2 separate regions of the Mus musculus genome follow, and region 2 is linked to region 1. The links are chromatin loops, found by intact Hi-C in ENCODE. Cell type or tissue: heart. All regions are shown on one strand. Links, peaks and the distances in the headings refer to the core of each region. The heading gives the core; the rest is flanking DNA.

Evidence for each region. A loop is a pair of places that touch in the nucleus more often than their neighbours do. Peaks named below come from ENCODE experiments on the same cell type or tissue, not always from the same donor. Only the 100,000 strongest peaks of a DNase experiment are listed, where the experiment ranks them.
Region 2: it touches region 1 in a loop (4-fold over the local background); 12 of 42 quality-filtered maps call a loop at or near these places.

What each region holds. Positions count from the first base shown.
Region 1 is chr19:36,810,295-36,821,161 of GRCm38, reverse strand. No RefSeq gene overlaps it. Among named protein-coding and RNA genes, the nearest start is that of Tnks2, 19 kb to the left of the region's middle. In heart, for the core only: a CTCF peak has its summit at 5,025 (motif pointing left); no DNase peak of the experiment used is centred there; H3K4me3 peaks cover 1,212 bases; H3K27ac peaks cover 1,080 bases.
Region 2 is chr19:36,862,865-36,873,731 of GRCm38, reverse strand. Tnks2 (tankyrase, TRF1-interacting ankyrin-related ADP-ribose polymerase 2) reads right to left here. Exons shown (of 27, transcript NM_001163635.1): 12 at 7,609-7,780; 13 at 6,013-6,092; 14 at 1,974-2,119; 15 at 1,144-1,309. Among named protein-coding and RNA genes, the nearest start is that of Tnks2, 34 kb to the right of the region's middle. In heart, for the core only: a CTCF peak has its summit at 4,876 (motif pointing left); no DNase peak of the experiment used is centred there.

The sequences.
Region 1 (10,867 bases), core at 3,137-8,136:
ATTTACTACAGTGAGGAAATGGAACTTATATGTCCATCAGTGGATGAATGGAAAATGAAAAAAAAATGGTACATCGATAGTGTTCAGCTCTAAAGAAAAATTAAATCCCCAAAACTTTCAGGAAAGTGTATGTTCTTAGCGAGAATAGTAGTAGATGATGTTACCCAAACTTAGGAGAAAAAGAAACAACCACATCTTCTTCCTCCTGTGCAGATCCTAGCTTATAATGAATGAGAGAGAGAGAGACAGAGAGACAGAGAGACAGAGAGACAGAGAGACAGAGAGAGAGAGTGTGTGTGTGTGTGTGTAAATATGGGCATAGTAAAACACTTAGAAAGGAGACCAAGAAAGAATAATATTGAGTGATGAGTAAGGATGGGATGCAGGCCAAAGAACACTTGAGGAATGAAAAGGGATCTGAGGCAGGTCAACGGTCATTTATTTTTTTCTTTTAAAGTTATTTTCTTTTTATGTGTCTGAGTGTTTTGCTTGCGTATGTTTGCGCACCGTGTGTGTATAGTGTCCATGGAGACCAGAAGAGGTCACTGGATGCCCAGGAACTAGAGTTACAGACCATTGTGAATCATCATGTGAGTGCTGGGAATGAAACCCAGGTTCTCTGGAAGAGCAGCCAGCACCTTTAACTGCTGAGTCAGTGCCTGGATCCATCCTATGTGTTTTTCTTTCTTTCTTTCTTTCTTTCTCTCTTTCTTTCTTTCTTTCTTTCTTTCTTTCTTTCTTTCTTTCTTTTTCTACTTTGTTTTGCTTTTAGGGTGGATAAAGGTACAAAAGTATAACCCACAGTGAAAGTGTAAACTATAAGTGACACTCCATGGCTTCATTTTAACTTTATAAGTGTTTATTTGAGTGGCTACCTTAATCTAGTTCCATGATGTCATATATATATATATGTGTGTGTGTGTGTGTGTGTGTGTGTGTACACACACACACAAATCTATGCCATATATGTTATGTATGATCTATACTATATCCATCAAAATTATAAGTATATATATATATATATATGATATATATGCCTTCAATTTTTAATTATATGTGCTTATGTATACTTGTGTGCATGCATGTGTGCCATGTGTGTGCAGGTGCTAGCAGAGGTCAGAAGAGGACATTGGAGCCTGGAATTGGAGGTACGGGTGGTTGTGCACCATGAGGCTGCTGAAACTGGTCCTAATCATCTGCAAGATCAGTGAGCATCCTTAACTTCTGAGCCATCTCTTCAAGCTCCAAGAACAAGTGCTTTCTGATTTGACAACATAAACCATTACCCAAAGATGATTTATTTTTATTTTTATCTTTTTGTTCTCTTTTCTTTATTGGATTTTAAAAATATTATCTGCCTTTCACTGATCTTCTTGGGTATAACTTCATATTTTAGTTTTTATTTTTAATTTTTTTCAGTTGGAGTTCTTTTTCAGTATTTAAATACAAAAAGTGAGCGCTGACTTCTTTTTTTATACATATGCAGGTCTAAGAGCCAAACTGTACAGAGGAAATGAGGGCCTGCTCTGCTCAGCGCCCCTCTGGCTAAAGCTACAGCTAGCTTCCCTTCTCTCCAGCACACCCAGGGATTCCTGGTGGCTGTTTTGTACTGTAGCTGTAATGGATTTTGTCAGTCCCACACTGTTTACACGTCTTAGCATTTCCATTCTTTAAAATAAAAAAAATGTTAATGGTCAGAGGTGTTTACTTCTTTCCCACAATGGGCACGTAAGAACTTCCTTAGGAGCTTTTACTAAGGGAACAGAGTGGAATGACCTCCACATGGCTGTACTCCAGCATCATGAGTGAGAACAGGAAGTGAGGGCGTTAGAAAGGGCTCAGGTGCACCTGGGGTCCCTCCGTGAGAAACAGAGAAAGTTCCCACCCGGTTCAAATAGATGGATGTGCCAAGGTTAAAAAAAAAAAAAAAAAAAAGAATAAACAGTCCAAACAAAGCTGGGCGTGGTGGCGCACGCCTTTAATCCCAGCACTTGGTAGGCAGAGGCGGGCGGATTTCTGAGTTCGAGGCCAGCCTGGTCTACAGAGTGAGTTCCAGGACAGCCAGGGCTACACAGAGAAACCCTGTCCCGAAAACCCAAAAAAAAAAAAAAAAAAAAAAAAAAAAATCCAAACAATAAGCAGTTCAAACAGAAATGAATTTCAAATTTCGCCTACCAGGACAAATACCGCAGTGACATTCTAGATCTTTCCAGGAAGTGGAAGTTCTAGCACTCCTCCTGACAGCCCCGTGTGAGGCCCTAAAAGTAAGCTACTGCTGGGCTTGCTACTGTTGCTCCGTTTGCAACTTTTCAAAGACAACAGGAAGAAGCAAGATCATGAAGGAAGAAGTGGTCCCAATCCACAAAGTCGCCCTGGAAAATCTGTAATCTTCTGAGCCACAAAGAGTGAGAGATTTAAGGTGGTCAAAGGTGGCTCGGGCGACTGACCAGACCATCTCAGGAAACAAACATCTCCATCAGACCCCAGAGTCTCTCCGACAGGGTCTCCTCTAGCTGCAGCGACGGCGGCGGCGGCGGCCATAGCTGTAGGCCTGTTTTTTTTTTTAAGTTAGGGTCTTAGCCATGATGAAATATCTGACAAGGACAAATTAAGGGAGAGATGGTTTATTCTGGCTCACAGTTCAAAAGAAATCCATCACTGCGGCGAAGCAAAGGCAGCCGGTCACACTGCACCCACAGTCAAGAGGCAGAAGAGTAAGGAATGCATGCTGTGTGTGTGCGTGTGTGCGTGTGCGTGTGTGTGTAGAACACATGCACGCGGGGGGCGGGGGCACGGTGGCTGGAAGAGGCTGTCAGATCCCCTGGAGCTGGAGACAATTGGGGAGCCTCCTGACATGGGAGCAAGTCTAATTGCCGAGTCCCTCCCTACTCAGCTCTTCTACTCCCTTTGTGGAAGTCCAGGAAGTCCCTCCCACAATTAAGATGGGTCTTCCCACATCAATTAACAATAAGCACTCCCCAAAGACATCCTCAGGGGCCCAGCCTTTCCAGATGGTAAAAGATTTTTGTCAAATTGACACTAGCCATCATAGACTACATAGGAAGAACACAGGGTCCTGGCGTCTTACACATGTGTGTCATTATACATTGTTCTCTTTCGTTTCTTACCCCACTGCTTTTCCTTATACTCCCTCCCGGTGCAGCAGCCGCCTGCTTGCCTTCCAGTCAGTCACGGGTTCGCTTTCCATCGCGACCAGTATTTCTCATCTTCCTTAAGATCTCTTCCTCCCCTCTTCTCATCCCCTTTCTAGTTTTGTGACATGCAAACATATATAACACACATAAATTTTGGTTCCATATATGACAGAAAATGGGATTTTTTTTCTGAATCTGTTATATTTTACTTAACATGATTTCCAGGTGTATCCTTTTTTTTTTTTTCAAATGGCATAATTTTAATTTTCTTACAGCTGCTTAAGATTCTATTGCATATGTATTATCAAATTGCTTTGTCCACTTCCTGGATGTTGTGAATATTGCAGTTGTAAACACGGTGTGCAAGTATGTTGTGGACTTCCAGTCCTTTGGGAATCTGTCCAAGAGTGGATAGATTAGATACGTCACATTTCTTTCGTTAAAAATTTTTATTTATGTATGTATATATTTATGTATTTATTTATTTTATGTATATGAGTACACTGTAGCTGTCTTCAGGCACACCAGAAGAAGCCATCAGATCCCATTACAGATGGTTGTGAGTCACCATGTAGTTGCCAGGAATTGAACTCAGGACCTCTGGAAGAGCAGACAGTGCTCTTAACTGCTGAGCCATCTCTTCAACCTTCTCTTTAAAACTTTTAAAGAATTATTTTAAATTATGTTCTCATTTTATTCATTCACTTATTTTGTGTGTGTGCATGTGTGTATATACCACGTGTATGTGTGTGCCCACAGAGACTTCACGTGTATGTGTGTGCCCACAGAGACTTGAAGAAGGTGCGAGATTCCCCGGAGCTGGGGTTATAGGCAGTTGGGGGGCCTCCTGACATGGGTACCAGAGCAACAAGCAGTCTTTAATTGCTGAGCCATTTCTCCAACCCCTTCAGCCCCCACTTTACATTTCTTTATGAAAAATTTCAGGGGACTGGAAAGATGGTTTGGCAGTGGAGGGAACTTGTTGACTTAGGTTTGGTTCCCAGTATCCATGTACTTTATAAGGTGATTCATATCCTTTCCTGACCTCCATGGGTACCAGACATGCATGTGGGCACATATGTACTTGCACAAAAAATACTTCTATACATTAAATAAACAAATCTAAAACAGAAAGAAAAAAGAAAGATGGATTGATTTCAGGGGCTGGAGAGACAGTTTTTTTTTTTTTTTTTTTCGAGACAGGGTTTCTCTGTGTAGCCCTTAGCCCTGGCTGTCTTGGAACTTACTTTGTAGACCAGGCTGGCCTCAAACTCAGAAATCCGCCTGCCTCTGCTTCCAGAGTGCTGGGATTAAAGGCGTGCCCGGCTGAGAGGGCTCAACAGTTAAGAGCACTTTATGTTCTTGCCAAGGACCCAGATTCAGTTCCCTACACCTTTGTCAGGCAGCTTATAACTGCCAGTAATGCCAGCTCCAGGGGTCTGACACTCTCTTATAGCCTCCAAGGGCACCCACGTGTGCATGGAGCATGTAGGCACACACAGACAAATACACAAATACATACATCCACACACAATACACACACAGATACAAATACATACATACACGTACATACACAAACACACACATACACAAACATATACACACACATCAATTAAAAAGTACATTTACAAATAGTTTCAATTTCAAACAAAACATCTCTTTTCTATTTTTTTTTTCTTTCCTATTTTGAGGGCACATTTAAACATATTTCCTTTTCCACCCAGTGTGAAGGCGTAAAAGAGAAGCACAGGTTGATACTTGCGTGAGAACGTCTATTAAACCACTGCGCATACGCCTACCTCTATAAAATGTAAGGTTTCAAATTACCAGAAGCCAGCATAGCGCTGACACTTCTTGGTGAAGACAGCCACCTAGTGGAAATAGGTCTACAAATATTTCAGGATCAGCAAATAAAAAATTTGAATGCTCAGCCCAAGCGCAAACTGCGATGCTGATTTAAGGCTGTTAAAGAAAATGGCTGGGCTGGGTATGGTGGCCTGTATAAAACTCTATATAGCACTCGGGAGGCAGAGGAAGGACGTCTCTGTGAATTCAGGGCCGGCCTGGCCTGTATAGTGAATGGTAGGCCAGACAGCTACACCTTGTCCGAACAAAACAAAAAAAAAAAAAACAATGAAAAGAAGGACTTGGGGATGTAGCTCAGCAGAAAAGTGGTCGCCTAGCACGTGCGAGACCTTCGGTTCAGTCTCTAGTACTAAATAATATAAGCCCCGACCCCCAAAGCAGTAAACAAAAGCCCCCAAACCCAGACAACAAAACAAAATCCACATTCAGATACTGCTTATCTTATGTCTGGATCTGAAAGTGGTGAGAGGAACTGGGGACTGGGGAGGGGCGAGGTGGGGCGGGGCGGGTAGAGTCTGGTACGGTGATCGGTGATCGAGTCCCGGTCGGTGCAGGGCGAGTTGGGGTGGTGCGGTGCGGTGTGGTGCGGGCATTGGCCTTTATTCCCCGTTTCAGGGAGTAGAGAGAGAGCCTTTAGATTAGAGAACAGCAAACGCAAGCGTTGCTTTGAGTCTGCACTGAGGTAGATGGGTTTTCCGAGCAGCTTGTTTACATTGCAGTGGTAGTGGTTGAACCCATGGTGTTCTAGGCCAGTGGTTCTCAACCTTCCTAATGCGGTGACCCTTTAATGCGGTTCTTCATGCCGTGGTGACTCCAACCATAACATTATTTCCATTGCTACTTCATAACTGTAGTTTGGCTATTGTTATGAATCATGATGTGTTTTCTGATGGTCTTTGGTGACCCCTGTGAGAGAGCGATTTGACTCCCAAGGGGTTGCGACCCACAGGTTGAGAACTGCTGTTTTAGGCGGCTGCCACTAACGTTTAGCTGCTGAGGTTCTCTTTCAATCACTGGGTTTTAGAATGCATGAACTTCAACTTTACACTTAAAACTTTATTAGCAGTTTAATAACAAAGGCTACTAAAATGATAAATAATATGACAGTCGGTTTGGTTATGAGTGCTTGAGCTAGGTCAGATTTTATATGCAGTTTTAAAAATTTTCTTTTTAAGCCAGGCATGGTGGAGCACGCCTTTGATCCCAGCACTTGGAGGCAGAGGCAGGTGGATTTCTGGGTTCGAGGCCAGCCTGGTCTACAGAGTGAGTTCCAGGACAGCTAGGGCTATACAGAGAAACCCTGTCTCGAAAAAACAAAAACAAAAAAGATTTCTTTCTAAATTAGAACTAATTCACAATTATGGGTCGTCAGAAATGGGGCGGCGGTGGGGGGGGGGCTGCAGCTTTTAGTGGTAGAACCCTCACCTTGAATTTACAAAATCCTGGGTTTTGTTCCTAAAAAAATGAAAGGGGCACACGTTTTGATAAGCTTTAATAGTTTGGGGCTTTTGGCTTGAATGTGAATCCAGAAATTTAGGAGAGATTCGCCCCTGGGCAGCACATCCTGCTCTGTCAGGGCAGATGGTGACACTCCAAACATCTGGCTGTGTGTAGCTCTAAGAAAGAATTTTGATGTTATGCTACAGAGTTTGATTGCATTTTTAATTTATTAGTATTCTTTTTTTAATATTTTTTATTAGGTATTTAGCTCATTTACATTTCCAATGCTATCCCAAAAGTCCCCCATACCCTCCCACCCACTCCCCTACCCACCCACTCCCACTTTTTGGCCCTGGCGTTCCCCTGTACTGGGGCATATAAAGTTTGCAAGTCCAATGAGCCTCTCTTTCCAGTGATGACTGACTAGGCCATCTTTTGATACATATGCAGCTAGAGTCAAGAGCTCTGGGGTACTGGTTAGTTCATAATGTTGTTCCACCTATAGGGTTGCAGATCCCTTTAGCTCCTTGGGTACTTTCTCTAGCTCCTCCATTGGGAGCCCTGTGATCTATCCAATAGCTGACTGTGAGCATCCACTTCTGTGTTTGCTAGGCCCCGTTTATTAGTATTCTTATTATGATCACGTATAATGTGCTCATTATGGCTTATGCAATTCGGCCTACTTGTTGAGCCTGAGGGTAACTTTGAAGAGGCCTTCTGCCTTTGCAAGGGTCCCTGAGCCTGAACTCCGGACAGCAGGCCTACAAGACAAGCGTGTCCCCAATGAAGGAAGCACCTCAGCAGCCTTGGTCACAGGGTTAAAATATACCTCCTGTACTGCGCATTTCTTTCTTGACAGAATGAAGCATTTATCTCTTGAAAATTTATATAATCATTTGCATCACCTGTCAATGAAAAAAAAAAAAAAACCTTTTGGCCTATAGGAAAGGATAGAATAGAAGGTGGGACATCCGGGAGACAAAGAATTCTGGGATAGAGCCAGGCACAGGAGATGTGAGGACACGATGCATTGTAACTGAGCACAAGTGACCAGCATGTGGCAGAATGTAGATTAAAATAAATGGTTTAATCTAAGTTATGATCTAGTCAGAGAAGAGCCTAGGTATATGGCCAAGGTATTTGTAAATGTATTTTGAGTCTGAGTCTTATTTCTGGGAGCATGGGGCTGGGAGGAAGACCCAGGGCCTGACTTCTACAGTCATTTTTTTCCTTATGAAATCTTAATGCTTTAAGTCTTTAAAATAAATATATTAATACTTAAAATACATTAATATATAAAATAAGATGGGCTGGTGAGATGGCTCAGCGGGTAAGAGCACCCGACTGCTCTTCTGAAGGTCCTGAGTTCGAGTCCCAGCAACCACATGGTGGCTCATAACCATCCGTAGGGAGATCTGACTCCCTCTTCTGGTGTGTCTGGGGACAGCTGCAGTGTGCTTACATATAATAAGTAAATAAATCTTTAAAAAAAATAAAATAAGATACAATAAGTACTTTAAAATAAGACGTTCCAGTTAGTCAGTGTTAGCTATAGAGCAGCAACTAAGGCAGTCACTGGAAGTTTGTAAAATGGCCTTTCCCAGCATTCTTGGAATCCAGAGGTCGGGCAGTGGTGGTGCACGCCTTTAATCCCAGTACTTGGGAGGCAGAGGCAGGAGGATTTCTGAGTTCGAGGCCAGCCTGGACTACAGATCTACAGAGTGAGTTCCAGGACAGCCAGGGCTACACAAAGAAACCCTGTCTCAAAAAACAAAAACAAAAACAAAAAAACAAAAAAACAAAAAAAAAAAAAAAGAAAGAAAGCATCTAGAATAACTTTTGCTACACTTTGCAGGCTGGCCTTCTGGACTGAATGAAGATCCTCCTGCCTCAGTCTTTCAAGTAGCTGGTAGCTCAGGCATACTTACCATGCCCAGCTCGCTTCAAACCGTTTGAAAATGTCTTCTTATCCTAAGCTTGTGGACAAATTAGATCCATCTTGATTATTGTCTCACTTTTCTTCTTCCTGTTTCTCATACTGCAGCAGTATGTCTGTTGCTGGCTATGCTTGTTCAATGTGCATGAACAAAAACCCTTTTATTATTTTTTTTTCCTCTGAACTCCATCTTGATTCCTGGGATATGGGTTTGAGAGTCATTGCTATAGACTTTGGCAAGTTGAGAGCTCACTAATAGCCTATGAAGAACTGAACGTTCCAACCACAGTCCGCATTGAGAGGGAAGCTGTCTTAGGGTTTCTACTGTTGTGACAAAGAACCATGGCCAAAATAGAAAGTTGGGGAGGAAAAGCTTTATTTGCCTTACACTTCCATATCGCTGTTCATTATCAAAGGAAGCCAGGCCAGGAACAGGGCAGGAACCTAGGGGCAGGAGCAGGTGCAGAGCCCATGGAGGACGCTGCTTGCTGACTTGCTCCTCACGGTCCAGGCAGTCGTCATTCCCCTCTGCTGGGCCCGTGAGCCAGGGCAGCTCAGGCAGAACTAATTCTGAGTGCTGTGACTGCAGCCCACAAGGGAAAGACTGTACTGCAGAACAGCCGGAGGGGCAGTGTGTGTGACTCCGCTCACCTAGAGATCGTTGGTCTAATGTAGAGACTTCTTAGGTAGCATCTTACTCATTTCCTTTACCTTGAAAAACAAACTGGTCTGAGGGAGGGTGGGAGAGAGGGACAGAGAGAAGGGGCGTGTGTCATTGGGATATATACTTCTATCAGCACTCTTAGAGAGGCTAAATCAGGGAGATTTGAGGTCAGTCCCAGCTACACTGGAAAACTCTGAACTCTCTAAAAACAAACAAACAAACAAACAACCTAGTCCAAAACAGTAGAAAATAAATGACATCCATCGCTGAAGACAGGAAGACAAAACACCGTGCTTGAGACTCTATGACACTAAATGTAGGGTTTGGGTAATAATTGAAAGCAAGTCCATTTTTTTTTGTTTTTGTTTTTTATTATTATTATTATTTTCTGGAAACATGTTGTAAACTAAAAGGGGGGCCCAGGGGAAGGGGGGAGGGAGAAAACCCACACCCTGACAGAGCTCCACCTATTCTCTGGTCAGTCAGGCATGGAAGAACTGCCATACACTTTCCACTCATCCCTGGGTGGGCATTAAAGCCTCTGACCCACTCTTCAGGGGGTGGCTAAGGGGCAGCCCTACCTGGGGACCCCAGAGCTACCTTGCTAAAGCCACCAGGGTTATAGGAGAGAGGGATGAGGGGTGAGGGAAGAGAGGTTCCCAACACCTGCGAGAGTGAGTGCAGCGGATCTTGATGAGCAGAGACTCTCTATGGTTTAAGAGCTTTATTATAGAAATGCAGGAGAAAGAGAGAATGGAGAGAGAGAGAGAGAGAGAGAGAGAGAGAGAGAGAGAGAGAGAGAAGGCTAGAGAGAAAGAGAATAAGAGGGAGAGAGGAGAGGAGAGGAGAGAGGAGAAGAGAAGACAAAGAGAGAGAAGAGAGGAGAGAATACAAAGAGAGGGGAGAGAGGGTGAGAGTGGGGGGTAAGAAGGAGACAAGTAAGAGAGCAAGCAGGGGCTGAACAGCCCTTTTTTATGGTCTTCATTGTTGCTAGGTAACTGTGGAGGAGTTTAGCCTGAAGGTCAGAAGCTTGGGCCATTGCCTACATGACTACTGACCATGCTTCTCTTGTGGGGGCTGTGGGGGGCAGTAACTTAGGCAGGAGCCAGAGTTCCAGGAGCATGAGGGAACACCTACCTTGTCATGAAGGCGAATTATCACCATTCCCGGGGTTCAGACCTCAGCTCAACTGGAGACCAGCTTGCAAATCTCCACAAAAACAGATTAGACAACCCAGGTGATAACTTGGAAGCCCAAGTGTTACTTTTAAATGGAAAATTGAGAATGATTTTCAAAATTCATACCAATCCTTAAAAAAGCATTCCTAAGAATGGATATGTGTGCACATGTGTGTGTGTGTGTGTGTGTGTGCAGGTGTAGCTATAGATGGTTAGAATGCTTAAAGTTTTTCTTTTTTCTGTTTTTATTGATGTACACTTTATATGCCTTAAAATGGAGCCGAGGACCTGGTTCAGTGGTACAGGTCTTGTTTGGTTTGTACAAGGCCTCGGCTCATTCCCTAGCAGCACACATACAAACACCACACACACACAATTTACATACAGTAAAATACATGCATCTTGGGGTCTGGAGAAATGGCTCAGTGGTGAAGAGCACTGTTGTTCTTGCAGGGGACACACGTTGCACTACCAGCTCTGACACTGGGCAGTTTACAACTACCTATACTTAGTTCCAGGGGCTCTGACATCCTCTTCTGGCCTTCATGGTCGCTGTATCCATACAGGCAAGACAGGCCATACTGTACACAAAAATGTCAAGATTGCAAAGCAGGCAAAGGTGCTTCCT
Region 2 (10,867 bases), core at 2,783-7,782, 53 kb before region 1:
AATAAGGAGAGCAAAGATTGCTATTGTTATTAATGCTTAAATACCATAGGCACCTGCAACACATTAGTAAGTATGTATCGAGAACTAAAGCTACAGTCAAAGTTTTCAGCTATATAATTTTAAATTTAATCATTATTATTTTAGACAGTCCCATATATCCCAGATTGGTCTAAAATTTGCTCTACAGTTGAAGTTGATCTTCACCCATTGACTGGCTTTACCTCCTACACAGAGGTTTATGTGGTGCTAGGAATACATCCCAGGGCCTTGTGCATGCTAGACAGGCACTCTATCAACTCAGTTACATCTGAAGCCCCCGCATTATAATTTTATGAGGCCGCTGACAAGTATGTTCATTGTTAATTGAATTACCATACAATGCATGTTTGCAATTTTCCTTTTTTAAAATACAGCGTCTTGGGGGTTGGCTCAGTGATTAAAAGCACTGACTGCTCTTCCAGAGGTCTTGAGTTTGGTTCCCAGCAACCACATGGTGGCGACAACCATTGTAATGGGGATCCGATGTCCTCTTCTTGTGTGTCTGGAGACAGCTGACAGTGTACTCACATATATGAAATAAATCTTAAAACAAACAAAAATCCAGGGTCTTAACTGTGCTGCCTTGGCTAGACTCTTATAAACTACCTCACTCTGTGGACCAGGCTGGACTTGAACTCACAGAGACCCACTTACCTCTGCCTCCCAGATGCTGTGTTTTAGGGTATGCACCACCACATGTAGCTGCATTTTTCCTTTCTACAAATATTTTATTATGAATCTGTGTTGTAATATTCTACAGCAAAGTATCTGTATCTATTAGACCAGTACCATCACTTTTATAGAAGGTTAAACAAATTTGGCTTATAAACCACATAATGAATCAAGTAATCTGAGGTTAGATTACTAAACAGGGAAGTTGGACAGCAACTATCACATGATAGGTGGCTATATAATAAATCCTATGCTGATACATGTACATTAAAATATAAAAATGTTCATGACATTTTTCTTTGAAATCTAGTTTTAGTATTAGAAAACGGTTTTTTCTACTTTCCTTGGTTTAAGACTCATATTTCTGTTATCTGAAAGATTATCTGAGCACTTTAGGCAACTGCACTGTCCATAGTAAGTACTTAAACATACCTGGAGTAGAAGTTTGCATATTTCATATTTTCCTTTTGCTGCAGCTTCATGTAAAGGTGTGAACTTCCACAAGTCAGCGACATTGACTACTGCTCCATGCTTGACAAGAAGTTCTGCAACTTCATAGTGTCCATAAGAACATGCATTGTGTAAAGGTACAAGACCTCTGAAAAGTTAAAGAAGTGGTTTAATCTCAGTAATTATACTAACCAAATACATTTAATTTCTTAAACTGCCCAATAGAGTATTCTGGTCATACTCTGTACAACCTAAGTCTATGTATGGAAAGCAGAAGACTGTTTATTTTCGGGGGGAGGGGGGATTTCAATATGTCTTAAATACAGAGACTGATAAACATTCACATATAGACAACATCTAGCACTGTGCATTTTAAACAAAAGTAATTTCAAAATAAACAAAAAATTTAGCATATCCTCAATGAACACTGAAAACTTTATTAATCAGTATGAAAATCACAAAAATGAATTTTCCTTGGCAATTATAAAATAACAAGACATTATACAAGTTAATTTTAACGTAAATCCGAGCCATCTGCATGTTTTTTGTTTTTTAAAAGAAAGGGTCTCCCTCATACTGAGCTGAATGTCTCAAACTCCTCAGTGCCCGAGTGCTTGGGGTTTAGGTATGCACCACCACGCTGAGCGTCAACTATTAACGGAATTTATAAGCTATCACTGAACCAATTTTAGGAAGTAAATTATATGTTAAAAAACAGAAGTAGCTTATAATTTATCATAGAAGTCTTCTTGTATTTCCCCGAAATGGTCCTATAAAGGTGTGATGGAAGCAAGGCAGGATCTCTTTCTCACCCTTTGTCTTTAGCATGAACATCAGCTCCATGTTGCAGCAGATATTCTACCACAGACACTCTGTTGTACCCAGCTGCAAAGTGGAGTGGGGTTGACTGGCGTCCTTCAATGTCTCTGCAGTTGACACTCTGAACAGTACAGAGTTTCTGTAGGATTGAACACAGCACACACATTCATTTCTCATGTTTTAACACAATTTAACAGAAATTTCAAATGTCTGCCTTATTTTCTTATTAAATAAGTATTTCAGAAACTATTCTTTTTTTTTTTTTTTTTTTTTTTTTTGGTTTTTTCGAGGCAGGGTTTCTCTGTGTAGCCCTGGCTGTCCTGGAACTCACTCTGTAGACCAGGCTGGCCTCGAACTCAGAAATCCGCCTGCCTCTGCCTCCTGAGTGCTGGGATTAAAGGCGTGCGCCACCACGCCCGGCTCAGAAACTATTCTTATACTAGTGTTTCATTTACTGAGATTTCTTCTGGTCTCATCTATATTTTCTACTTTTTTGAAAGGTAGTAAACTTTACTATTTACACACTGATACCCTTCCTTCAAGTACTAAGTGTAACTTCCATTTGGTGGTAAACATAGTAGTAGCAGCCAGCTAGATCTCAGCAGCAGAGAGGGGAAAAATTCAAAGTCCAATACCCCTATCTATAAGTCAGAATCTGCATTCTAAGCCATATGTAATAGTATATACCTATTATTCCAGCATTGGAAGATGAAGGCAGGAGGGTTATGAGTTCAAAGTCAGCCTGGACTCTTAATACTTCCCAACAAATAAAACCCCATAGCAAATTACATTTTAGTAAGATCTATCTATAAGCATATTAAAAGTCTGAGATATAACACTGTAGATCAGTGGGGCTCAATTTTGATGTATACTGGTCTTATCTCAAAATTTTGTTAAGTCAGTGTCTGGGGTTGTTAATTTGTAAGGGACCACACTTAAGTCAATGACTCATGCTTTACTATATATAATGAAAAAAGAAAATATTTCTGGTTATATGTGATCTCGAAGAACTAAGGAAATAGTCACTAAAACTATTCTGCTGTGTTCTTTGGTTCAGATGAGTAAGTTTAGCTCAATCAAAATTAATACCCCAAATATTCTTAAAGATTATGCAAAGAATTTGGGAGAATAATATAGTTAACAGACTACAATGCTTACAGTCAAAAGAATATCAACATAAAAAAAACAAAACCAGGTAAGTTGAGTAAGCCCCACTAATAGGTTTATCCCAAAGGGAGCTACTGAACTGCAAAGCCCTTCTGAGCTTATGGAACACATCTGCTAGACTTGATGAATGAGGTTCCAGTCCCAAAGCAATGTTTCAGTGGGTCTGAGACCCAATCTAGAAATGAGTATTTCCACTGTGAACCAGCTGTTGGCACATGTAGTTAGTTACCAAAGATCATTTTAATATCCTTTGCTTTAATTTGTCCAGTTACTACAGTCAGGATGCATGAGTTAAAATCACATAGGAGACAAACCTTTGGCATGCCTCTGAGGTACCATCTAGATGATGTTCATCAAGGTAATTAGAGCCACTTATAACTGTGGATGATACCATTCTATGGGCTAGTGTCCTAGCCCGAATAAAAAGAGAAAATGAGCTAAAAATCGACATTCTTTGGTTTTTGCTTCCGGACTGCAGATGCGATGTGAAAAGCTATTAAGCCCCTGCTGTCATGCTGAACACTACACTGTGAGCTGAAATAAACCCTCCTTTCTTAGGTTGTGTCTGTGAGGTATTATAGGTATCCACAAAATAAGGTAACCTGATGAATCAATAGAATGGAATGGGTGTCTTCCTTAATACAATGGCATCATTTTTTTATCTGAGTCCAATTTGTATTTTCAATTTATGTCTTCTTCTAGGCTCCTTCTCAGAGGTTTTATACTTTAAAAAAAACAAACAAACAAACAAAAAAAACCAAAAAGAACAAAAAGCCCTAAAGTAAAACCAAAACCACCATAAAAAAACAACAAAAGGGAAACAAAACTGATCGCAAACTAAGATCTCCCACTCAGCATCCCAGTGCTGGGATCATAGGCCAGGCCACCACTTCTGTTAATGTTTAGTCTTATCTTGTTAAATATGTTAGGGTCTGTAAGTAAATGAACATTTAAAATTCACCATTCTCCTTACTCTCACACACATAAAATCATCTAGTTTAAAATCAATGTCTTTCCCTTAATAAGACACAAATCACTTGACTCATGAACAAATCAAAAGCCTTGTTGCATGTGGTATCTGTATTATTTGCACTGGGCACAGTAGAGAGATCATATGTACTCTTAAAAAATAAACCCAGGGCTGGCAAGATGGCTCAGTTGGTAGAGGTGTAAGCCTGGACGCCGGGGACTGGGAGCTGGAGCCTCTGAAGAGGACGCACAGCATGACCCTCCCAGCACTGGACCCATTTAAAGCATCACTCAACAACCTCTCAGAGCTCTGCAGTGAGACCAACATTTTTAAGTCTTTTTTGTCGTTGCTGAGACAGGCTCTCACTGTGTAAAGCTGACAGACCTCTTATGTGGACCAGGATGGCCTTAACTCATTCATGTTCCACAGTGCTGGGACTAAAGGCTTATCTAGCTTGTATTTCTTTAAAAATAGAAATGTATAGAAAATCTACTGAGTAGAAATTTGATAAAATTATTTTGAACAGCCATTCTACCACACATTAGGCAATATAAAACTTAGTACATACAAGTGCTCTCTCAAATTTATTGTAGTCTAGTTTTGAAAAGTCTTTATGGGGGCAGGTGAGATTTTACAGGGGCAGGTGAGATGGCTCAGCGGCTAAGAGCACTGACTGCTCTTCAGAAGGCCCTGAGTTCAAATCCCAGCAATCACATGGTGGCTCACAACCACCCATAATGGAATCTGGCGCCCTCTTCTGGTGCATCTGAAGACAGCTACAGTGCACTTATAATAAATAAATAAATAAATAAATAAAAGAAAATTAAAAAAAGAAAAAGAAAAAAGAAAAGTCTTTAAGGAGAAGGAAAAAAAAAGGCTTTCTCCCCGGCTAATTTTAAAAACTGAAACAACATTTAATGCAGCATTAAAGAATTATTTAGTTCATGAAATAGATGAGTCAATTTCTTACTTTTATTTTAGTCCTGTTCTTTCATACATCAGGCTTTTGGGTTATTTCCCTAGGCAGACACTTCTGTACAGACCATGAACACACAGTATAGGCAGTAAGACATCAATGTGTGTGTGTGGCACAAGTCAAAACAATGTCTGAGGGAGGGTGACTCTGAGGGGACTACTGCTGGGACGGGACAGACAAGAAACTGGGTACTCTGTGGGAGAAAAGAACTTTCCAGCCCAGCTGGGTAAGACTGCATGTTCGAGCAACACCAACACTGCTCACAGTACAAGCAACGGCTCCACAGGCAGACGGGATAATGAAATGAGTGAACCAGAATGAGCCTGTGCACACAAGGAAGGGCACTTGGTTCCTTTTATTTGTGTGTCATACTTAAATAGTACTAGAGAGCAACATGACACGCTTTCTTCTTTCTCCTGGTATTGCTTTTAGACAGGGTGTTCCTAGGTAGCTCAGGCTCTCTTTCTAACTGTTAAACCTTCTATCTCAGCCTCCCTAGTATCTGGAAAATAGGTGTACACTATTATGCCCAGTACATATTTCTCCTTAAAATACTTTTATTTAAAAAAGGTTATTCTGCGTGTGTGAATGTTGTCTGTCTGTCTGCTCCACACGTGTGCCCGGTGCCCTCGGAGGTCAGAAGAGGGTGTTGCACCCTAGAATCACCATGTGGGTGCAGACAGCTGCATCTGACACTACATGAAGAACATTAAACTGGTGAATGTGATTGTCCTCTAACATATAGCTAGCTAATGTTCCCCCCACTGCTATTTCTTATTTCCTACTGCAAAGGAATTGGTATTTTTATCTTTTAATAAAGCTCTTTCCTGTTAACAGCACAGATTTATTAAACAACGCCAAAACAAAAAAACAAACAAAAAACTAAAGAGTAAGAGAAAATTGATTGTTTGTATCTTACTTTTACAGTTTCAACGTCACCAGCCTTTGCAGCTTCCAGCAGCTGTCTGTCCGCCTCTGAGTGACCTAGTGAGGCGCCCTCTGAAGAGAGAAGAGTGGTTAATTCCACCTGGAAGGAGACCAAGCTTCAAGGGTCATCATTTACAAAACCAGGTTTTGAGTTTGCTAGCTTATGTAGTATTGCCGCAGTGAAAAACCACTAACTACGACTACCAAAACTTTTGAGAATATAGACTGAGCAAAAGATATACACGTGCTAACTATAAAATGTCATTTAAGACGTATAAAGAAACACAACCAAAGTGTTAAACAAGCCATGTGCAAGCACTGGTAGAAATCTAAACATGGTTTTGCCATTAACTTGTTTTCTGAACTGGCACAAATTACTTTTAATTTCCTGACCCTCAGTTTTTTTTTTCAAATTTAAAGAGTGAAGTTGGGCTAGCAAGTAGCTTAGTCATTATCAGTTTAAAATTCTGTCTAATTACTCAGTTAAAAATTCTGAAAGAGTATATACAACAAAGGAAGCCCCAGGTAAAGACTGAATTATAAAAATTAAACCTTGAAAGAACTGAAAGAATACAGAGATAAATATTTACATCTTAAGATAAACATTTAGAGTAGTATATCAAAGGAAGAACCAGTGGCAAAACTCCTGTAAAAAAAAATAAAATAAAAAGCTGGGCGTGGTGGCGCATGGCTTTAATCTCAGCACTTGACAGGCAGAGGCAGGTGGATTTCTGAGTTCGAGGCCAGCCTGGTCTACAAAGTGAGTTCCAGGACAGCCAGGGCTATACAGAGAAACCCTGTCTCAAAAAAAAATAATAATAATAATAAATAAATAAATAAATAAATAAGTAAAGCCAAGGACAAAAATCCAAAGACTTACACTGTAACATGGTGTCAGAAGAACCATACATACCCAAGATCTAAAATCAAGCAGGCCCAGTGTTTAGGGAAGTCACCAGGATTGCTGTAGTAGAAAAACCCCATCTTTTAATGCCTTGCTCTAAAAAACAGCAATGATCACATTTCACTTGCCTAAGAGCTTCTAAGACACCCCCACCCGACTCTGGTATGGTGGGTGTGTACTAAATATCCGAGGGAGCACTAAGCTTACGACCCTTCAACCTCAGTCTCTCCAATGCTGGGATTAACAGTAGTTTCTCAATGCTCAGCTTCTTAAACTTGAAGGGGGGGCGGGGGGGGGGGTGGAGAAAGAAGGAAAGGGATGGAAAAGGAAGAAAGAGAGACAAGACAGGGTCTACATAACCCTGTTTGTGCTGGAACTCAAGAGTTGTACCTGCCTCTGTGACCCAAGTACTAGAGTTAAAGTTGTGTACCACCATGCCTGGCAAATCAGCCCTATAAACTTTAAAACGTGTGTGTATTTACACAGAGAAACTGGGCAGAGTATGCTACTGAACAGAAGTCATAATTATCATTTAATGACATTTAAGTATCAATATAATGAGCTAAGAATAAGTTAAGATAGCTAACATTTCTGTTTATTACCAACTCTTACACAGCACACCTGCCATGTGAAGAATCTCAAAGGTTAATCTTTGCCCCAGAACGTCACGGAAGCTCTTACTACCTTGGAGCAGCTGCTGCACATTTTCATTTCCCATTTGCAAGGCGGTGAAACCCTGAAGGGATATGATGTTTGGATCACACCCATAGCTCAGGAGCAGGCGGCAGGTCTGCAGGTGACCACAGTGTGCAGCTCTGTGTAATGACGTCTGTCCAAGACTATCCAAAGCATTAACCTTAACAAGGCAGAAAGAAAACACTGAAATTAGCATGGTGGTGCATCACCTGAAACCATCCAGTTGGCTACTTAGCACTCACTACTAAAAGTCTCACTTTAAAGGTAAAAAAAAAAAAACCAAAAAACACCAATAACTGTCTAGTGCCAAAGTAGGCATTTTTTTTTTTTCTTCTCAGAACTAGAGTACAAATTCACCAATCATGATCCCAGTCCATGAAGACTGGGATCAGAATGAAGATAAGATCCTACTTACAATGTGGGTTGTCAAGTATAGTAACTTTATATATATATATATGTTTAAGTTAGGTGACCACAGTGTGCAGCTGTGTAAAGATGTCTGTCCAAGCATTAAAGCGTTTATAATTTCACCCTATCTAGAACTAGACATTAAATGAAAAAGCTGCATCTGTGAAAATTTATGGGTCTTTGAGGTACAGAATTTTCATGACTGACTCCAAGATAAACAGCCAGGGACAAACATGTTCAGGGCCGAGTTAGTGTTAAAATACTCACTCTTTCTTACTTATCTTCTACACCATGTATCACGTATAGTATGTATTATGTGAATAGCATGCTGTATACACACAACAGAATATTTGCCAGCAATACACAGGAACTGTTGACATGGTGATCCATCTCCAAATCACTAGCCTTAAAGAGCACACATCTGTGACAGACAAATCTCAAAATGGCTGTGACTGTTAGGGGTACAGACTGCTTAAGATGAAGCACTGCTGTGGACTGCACTTAGGGACATTCTGCCACTCAGCTATCCACCGCTCACTTCTGCCTTAGCCTGTCCTTTAATAGGTTTGGATGCACCAATGTACACATTTGTTATAATTCAGCAAATATACAATGAAGACTTATATATTTCACCCCCTATAAATTTTGTATTTAAAGAAAAACCATATAAACAGCATATCAACTCTAGTGATGTATATACACAGAGTATTTAATATGTGCACAGCAATCTGAAAATTTGTCAAGAAATAAGGCATGTTGGTAGATATGGAATATGACATAGCTGGTGACAGTATCCACATAACTATTATATTCTTTCAATTTGGCTGTATCTTTGAAACTCTTTACAATAAGATTACCTCTAAGAGTATCTTATTTCCACTTTGCCTCCTTACCATGAAAATATTTCTTCAGTAATTAACCAATCCTATGTTCACCAGTGTCATGTCATCAGAGAATAAGTGAAGATGGATGTAGCAAGACCTCAATGAGCACAAACAATGTGAGAGTCTATGATAACAGAACTGAAAACCCACTTAAAACGCTAGGGGCCACCTTTACTCACATTCCAAATCATAGTTTTGAAAAATATCTCCTGGGCTGGTGAGATGGCTCAATGGGTAAGAGCACCCGACTGCTCTTCCGAAGGTTCAGAGTTCAAATCCCAGCAACCACATGGTGGCTCACAACCATCCATAACAAGATCTGACTCCCTCTTCTGGATTGTCTGAAGACAGCTACAGTGTACTTACATATAATAAATAAATGAATCTTTAAAAAAAAAAAAAAAAGAAAAAAGAAAAATATCTCCTGAGAGCTTTGAGTAATAGCCATACGGGTAAATAATGTTGCTAGTTTGCCTGAGACTTTCTCAGTCTTCACACTATCATATGGGTTGTTCTCTTGTTACAACTGTCTCACTAAGTCTAACAACTCAGGTTCAAGGTACGTCTATACACTTTTCAGAAGTAATGTGCCATACGTAAGACAAAAGCAGTCAACAGGAAGGCACAGAGCAGACAAATGAGGATGCCAAGCAGTCAAGCAGAAATGAACTTTATTTTATTCAGTAACTTACAGTAGGAAATTAAAAAAAAAAATCACAGTTATACATTATCAACTTCTCGAAATCAGAGATTAGGACATTAAAGGTAACAGAAAAAGAAACTGAAAATTCTAAGTGACTCCTTGAGTGGGTAGAAATCCAAGGAAGGGGGGCTGGAGAGATGGCTCAGTGGTTAAGACCACCGACTGCTCTTCTAGAAGTCCTGAGTTCAATTCCCAGCAACCACATGGTGGCTCACAGTCATCTGTAATAGGATCTGACGCCCTCTTCTGCTGTGTCTGGAGACAGTGACAGTGTACTCATATACATAAAAATACATAAATCTTTAAGAGAGAGAGAGAGAGAGAGAGAGAGAGAGAGAGAGAGAGAGGGAGAGAGAGAGAGAGAGAGACCCAAGGAAGGACAAGGACCTGCAGAACCCAGTGAGGAAAAGGTCTCAGGGCCAGCCACTGAGGGCCTCTGTTCTTTCTTTCTCCCCACTTACAGCAGCTCCATCTTTGTACTATACTGAATTTTCATTAAATTTTTTCTTTGAGCAAGGCAAGTCTTTGGAAACTATTGTCATTTCTGCCCTGTACGCGCGCGTGCGCGTGTGTGTATGTGTGTGTGTGTGTGAGAGAGAGAGAGACACACACACAGACAGACAGACAGACAGACAGACAGACAGACTATGTGTGGACAGAGCACGGGTAAGTCAGGCCATCTTTGGGACTGAGCTCTCACCCTCTATCTACCGTCCTGACACAGGATCTTCGTGTTGTTTCTGCACCTCTGCTAGGTGGCTGGTGATCTGGCCAATTTCCAGTCTGTCTCCCATGTATCAGGAGGAACACTGAGACTACAGATGCATGCCACCACATCTGGCTTTTCATATGGCTTCCAGCTGATTTAATCAGGTAGTTAGGCTTGAACAGCAAGTATTTTGCACACTAGTCCATTTCTCTGGACTCATTACTAATTATATTTTAAAGTTACTGAGTAACAAAATGACTTACAGCTTTGATGGAAGTGTTACTCAAGGGGTAAAGTGCTCTGTATACAAATGCCAATTAAAGAATGTTAATTTATCAACATGGTTACATATGTTGTTTTTAGTCAAATTATTCCTTTGCATTCATTCAAGTTCTTTGTCTTAGTTACAGAAATGGTCAAAGTGCAAACTCTACTGGTAAGTAAGAAGGTTTTTATCATACTAACCAAGGAATTTCAGATGTGATCAGAAAAGAAAATTAGGGTAAGATTGGTATCCTGCTGAGATAAGAGGTGCCTGAGTGT